Regions from separate parts of the Mus musculus genome. Here region 1 is linked to region 2. A link is a loop called in an ENCODE intact Hi-C map of the cell type or tissue named here. Cell type or tissue: heart. All regions are shown on one strand. Links, peaks and the distances in the headings refer to the core of each region. The heading gives the core; the rest is flanking DNA. Region 1 holds the start of Gm32534 (a long non-coding RNA gene). Region 2 overlaps M1ap (meiosis 1 associated protein).

Region 1 (2,818 bases), core at 227-2,726, 260 kb before region 2:
AAAGCCTGTTTCATCCGATCTACAGTCAAGTCAGGAGGCTGCCCTGGATCCTATGCCCTGGAACGGCTCTTCCCGAGAGCCAGAGAGAGACATGAGAAAACAAATGCTCAGAAGCCTGGGCAGCTGCTAAGATGCCTAGCCCAGCCAGCCTGACCTCTTCTCCCACAGCAGGGCTTAGGCAGAGACAGACATGACTGCTTTCCGGTGAGCCTACCAGACAGCTTGCTTTCCAGTCAGATGGACAACTTACCTGGAGAAGTCTGGCCATCTCTTTAGGCTATGAGCTCCTTCTAAGGGTAGACTGGAACTCTGTGTGTGTTCGCATGTGGTCACATGTGAACATGCAGGTGTACGTGGGGCTCAGAGACGGATATCAAGTATCCTCCTCAACAGATCTACATCTTGGGGTTTTTTAGACAAGGCTGTCCATTGAACTGGAGTTCACTAGCTGAGCTTGTTTGGCCTTTATTATTCCCACATCTCCAGTGCTGGGATGTTGGTTTGGATGATCCAGCCTTTAGAATGGGTGATGGGGATTTGAACTTGGGTCCTCATGCTTTTGTGCCTGTCTCCTCTACCAACTGTGCCCAGCCACTAGATTAGGACTTTAGAGGGTAAAGAAGTGCAAAGAGAAACGGGACGGGCAGCCAGGAAAGAGGTTGAAGTGAATGATGGCATTCACTCACAGCAGCCGGCCCCTGTTGCTGGGATGAAACCTCACTGCGCTCAGCTATCTTCCTGAACCAAGAACAACTCCATCCTAGGAGATGGAGTCATGGGAGGAGGGACTTGGGAAAGAAAAGGGGGATCAAAAGAGGAGAGACTCCAGGGACCCTGTGCATACCAGCCTGGAGTCCACCAGACAGCTTTGGAGACCCCCACTTTCCCCAACAGGATGTTTCTGCTCTTCGCTTTCTGCCACATTAAATGCCTGTTTTTACCTCGGTGAGTCTTGTATAACTCTGGGAACAATGCCCACACCTGAGCAGGTGGCACACAGCACTGGCAGTCCTATTATGTAATATGACAGAAGAGCCATCAGGTGTAGTCTAGACACACCCACCAATGCACTGGTTCCTGCCCCTCCCTCTAGAACAACGGTTCTTAGGTTCTCAGCTTGTAGATCACAACCCCTTTGGGGGTCAAATGACTCTTTCACAATGGTCGCCTAAAAGCATTGGAAAGCATAGATATTTACATTACAATACATAACATTAGCAAAATTGCAGTTATGAAGTAGCAGTGAAAACAAGGAACTGTATTAAAGGGTCACAACTTTAGGAAGACTGAGAACCACTCCTCTAGAAGGATGTCAGCCATCTTAGCAACTTATATTTCTCCTCCCCGCCCACCCCATTGCCTTCCTACTTTCAGTTTTTCTTTTCTCCATTTTCCCTCTTTTTCCTTCCTCTTCCCTTCAAATATTACATAACCTTAGGAAACACACATGGCTTTAAACGAATATATTTGTTTTAAGAATCAAAAAAAAAAAAAAAAAGGAAGGATCTAGTAATAGCTAAGACTAGGACAGCCTTCTCTGTTTTCTCAGCAACATGGGTTGCAGTGTCCACCAGAGGCCACTGGAGGGAGCCTCTGAGTCAGAGCTACTGAAGGGCACCGAGAAGGGAATTTATTTGCCTTATGCAGTGTTGAGGGCTGCCTGCAGGGCACCATCTCTCCAAATCTCTAGGCTAACAATTGGGTGAGTACCAACTCCTGATGAGCCAGAGAGGATGGGGCACAAAAGCTGGCAAGCGTGGGGAGCTCTCTAACATCTGGCCTTGGGAAGTGGTGGGGGCCATAATAGGTTCTGGACTAGAGTTCCATCCTCAAGTGCCATGTCATTTGGCAGTGGGGGGGGGGGGCTACCTGCTCCACCGTGAAGAATCTGTTGGACTTACCTTCCCCGTGGTGAAGAAGGCCTCAAAACTCGATTTAACCAGATCTCTTCATTGTCACGTTCCTTGCAGCCAATTGTTTATGCAGGAGTTTCATAGTCACCTCATGTGTAATATATACAAACTGAATAAAGCATGCGCCCTTTCTCAATACTTTCCTTCTAGGGCCTTTGGTTAAATGCTCTACAGACAACATTGGAGCTTAGAAATATGTAGACCACTGCCAAGAAAGGAGTCGTCTGGTCCTGCCAGAAGTAGGACTCAGCACAGTAGAACACCTGGTGCTGGCCTCCTAGGGCAACTCCGCAGTCTCAGGCCAAAGACATTTCAAGCACCACTGAGCAGTGGGGAAACTGAACCATTCAGAGGCCCCAAGTGCTTGCCTTCGTAAGTCCCCCGGGTTAGCAGGAAGTACAGGTGGTTCTGGCATTTTCCAGTGCTTATTAAGACAGAAAACATTTAATAAAACACAATAGATGTTTGTCCCTCAGAGAACCCAAAGTCCAGAAGCCACTGGGGATTCAAATTTTCTATTTATTTCGACACTATGATTGGTGTGTTTCTTGCCTGCTTTCCCTGGAAATGGGTTCTCAGCCTGGAGAGCAGAGTGTGAAGAGAGAGTTGTGGCTATTGCTCCACAAGGCAGGGAGAGGCATGTCAGCTCCTGAGCACACAATGGAGAAAGTCTCACTCCCATCTGCTTGGACAGCACCACCAACTGCACCTGGAGCCAGCTCTGTGAGCAGTCCCGGCCTGCCGGCACACCGCTGGCCCACATCCCAGAATTCCCCGATTTTCAGGTAAGTATTCCAGCAGCAGATGGAGTTTACAACTAGCAGAAGGGTGGATGTTCAAGCTAGGCCTCTCAAATCCCCTTGTTCTTACAGTGCAGGGTAGCAGGCTTGGAAAGGCTGATGTCG
Region 2 (2,818 bases), core at 13-2,512:
CATTCTGAAATACACTCAACGGTTCTTTTTCATAAGTTCTGTGGCCAGGAGAAACTAGTTAAACAGAACCTAGGGTTTGAACTGACCTAACTCACCTGAAGGACAAGAGAGAGCAAACTCAAGCTAATTACAGCCTTCCACATAGAGAGGAATGATCAACTCCAGCCCAATCGAGTCCCCATGCTCTAACCCACTCCAGCCCAGTCAAGTGCCCATGCTCCAACCCAAGGGGAAGAACACACTGAGAAACACTGTGGAGTTTGTATTTGAGTAGCAGCTTCTCTTGAAGACTAGGAACAAATAATCACATATCAATATTATTTTACGAACTTGTTTTGGGGGCTGATGAGTTGATTGAGTGGGTAAGAGCACTTGCTGTTCTAGCAAAGGACCCAAGTTCAATTCCCAGCACCCATATAGAAGCTCATCACCTTCTCAGACACCAGTCACACATGTGGTGCCCAGATGCTCTCGCAGGTGAAACACCCACACACATAAAATCATAAAAATAAATCTTAAAAAATGTTTAAAAACTTGATTACGCGAGATTTTAAAAACTTATTACTCTTATTATTTGAATAGAAAATAATAATAGTAGAGAATGTGTCCTTTCACACAAATACCACATTTGTAAAGGCCAATTACAATAACATCTTTGACCCAGTGGAACCCGTCTATCACAGAAGATGACAAGCGGAATAAAAGGCAAGACACACCATTTGAAGTTAGAATAGGTATTAGACCCAGTCATGGCAGGTATGCTAGAATTATCTGACTGTAGAATCTATTTGTTTGTGTGTGTGTGTGTGTGTGTGTGTGTGTGTGTATTTGTATGTTATTTATTTTTGAGACAAAGTCACACTATGTAGCCCTGGATGACCTGGAACCTACAATGTAGACAAGGCTGTGCTCATATTTTTGGAAATCTTCTTACCTCTGCCTTCCAAGTGTTGGCATTATAATCATGTACCAACATACCTGGCACTTGACTGTAGAATTTAGAGAACAAGGATTGATAGCTAGCAGAGAACAGGGCACGGTGACACATCCCTATAATTCACGGCAGTCGTGGCAGATCCACAGAGCCACCACAAACCAACCTGATCTAAGCAGAGGCAGCTTGAGGCCTGGGAGGACAACCATTTCGAGCTAAAATGGCAAACAGTAGCCCAGGCATAACCACATCAGAGCCTTAGAGTTTAATCCAAGCTGAGGCTCCCAGCACTGGGGACAAAGTATCTCCATGAGTTCAGGCCAACTTCATCTACATAATGAGTTACAGGCCATCCAGATCTAAATTGTCAGACTATCTCCAAAACAAACAAACAAACAAACAAATCAGAAATCCAACTGTTCGTAACAAGAATGTGTAACAAACCAAGCTTGGGAAATTTAATCAGCCAGTACACATGAAACAGGCATGGATGGGAACTACCCAAATTCTAGTCCATGTGGAGGGCTGGGGCTGGAAAATGAGGATGTGCTGACATCTACTGGACACCAAGAAAAACTCAACCCAAACGGTTATACGTGTGTACTCCACTATTCACAAGGCATGCCCACCCCGGGAATCTGGTTTTACGGGTTTGAACTGGACCTCTAGCCCTCAAATCCTGTCAGTTTGCTACAGAAGCTATCACAGGGAAAGGAGGAACTCAGTAGTATCCTGTTAAGGAAGAAATGCTGACTAATGTTATATAAAATGCATATGATACATGGGACATATTACATAATTCATGTGGAGGGTCATTGAACTCAGAAGTTTGCACGTGTTGGGCAAGCACCATGTGATTTTTTTTTAAAGATCTTTGGGTTATATAAGTATCTCTTAATAGTTTTTTTTATATTGCCTGATTAGGTTTCATGATTATTCTGTGTTCCCACACTCGTCCTATTGTGGACTCTCTCTCATTCCCTCCTCTCTTTTTCCCATGCCTTCTCCCTTTACCTCTTAGATATAATTTTCTGTGGCTTCTTTAAACTGTTGATCCTTCTAATATCCCAGCTTCATCCTCCCATGTGTTTTCTCAGTTGCTCTAACCTTGATCCCTGTCCTTCCTAGGCCTGTTTCCTAGCCTTAGTAACTAGTAGCTTGGTGCGCACTGCACTGTCCTTGTTTCTTTGTATCCTGATAGTTATTAAAGTTAGATGACTGTTTTTAAATACTATGATATTTACATAGTGTGGTGGCTTCTACAGTTCATAGTCTACTCTTGGAGTGGTGTAGTGGATGGTGCCCGACACCCTGGCACAAGGACTGGGGATTCAGCTACTGAACCACACCCCTCACCGTGGGAGGGAATGACAACTCAGCTTCAACACCTCAACTGGAAAAATGCAGCTGACCTTTTAAATCCAACCAATGGGTTAACCCTAAATGCACAAGTAACAATGAAGAAATACAAGAGACATGAAGAAATCAAGGCAATGGGACTCCTCTGGAAAATGCCAGTTCTCCAGTGAGGGATTCAGTGAAAGAGAATTAGAGGAAATCGCACACACAAAAAAAAGTTAAAAGAATAATCAGAGGAATGTGTAATAAATGGAAGAAGCTCCTAATATACTTCTAAGTGAAGTCAAGGAGCATCCAAATAAGCAACAGACCACGGAGATGGTCCACACCAACTCTTATTGCATCATTATCCACAGTAGCTAAATTATGGAGTCAGTCTAGATGTCTCTCAACAGAAGGATGCATGACAAGGTGATATATGTTCACAGTGGAACTTTGTTCAACCATAGACAAGATAACCTCTTATTGCATCATTTTTAGGAAAATGAATGCATCACAAGATTATCTAAGTGAATTAAGTCAGAT

What was found. A loop is a pair of places that touch in the nucleus more often than their neighbours do. Peaks named below come from ENCODE experiments on the same cell type or tissue, not always from the same donor. Only the 100,000 strongest peaks of a DNase experiment are listed, where the experiment ranks them.
Region 1: it touches region 2 in a loop (13-fold over the local background); 10 of 42 quality-filtered maps call a loop at or near these places.

The regions. Positions count from the first base shown.
Region 1 is chr6:82,712,824-82,715,641 of GRCm38, forward strand. Gm32534 (a long non-coding RNA gene) reads right to left here and starts at 2,107. Exons shown (of 3, transcript XR_377781.3): 1 at 1,902-2,107; 2 at 1-68. It overlaps Gm32480 (a long non-coding RNA gene), which reads left to right and starts at 2,383. Exons shown (of 2, transcript XR_003956455.1): 1 at 2,383-2,698; 2 at 2,786-2,818. In heart, for the core only: a CTCF peak has its summit at 1,585 (motif pointing right); a DNase peak (open chromatin) is centred at 1,718; H3K27ac peaks cover 228 bases.
Region 2 is chr6:82,969,701-82,972,518 of GRCm38, forward strand. The region is part of intron 3 of M1ap (meiosis 1 associated protein); the gene reads left to right. Among named protein-coding and RNA genes, the nearest start is that of M1ap, 24 kb to the left of the region's middle. In heart, for the core only: a CTCF peak has its summit at 1,498 (motif pointing left); no DNase peak of the experiment used is centred there; H3K27me3 peaks cover 492 bases.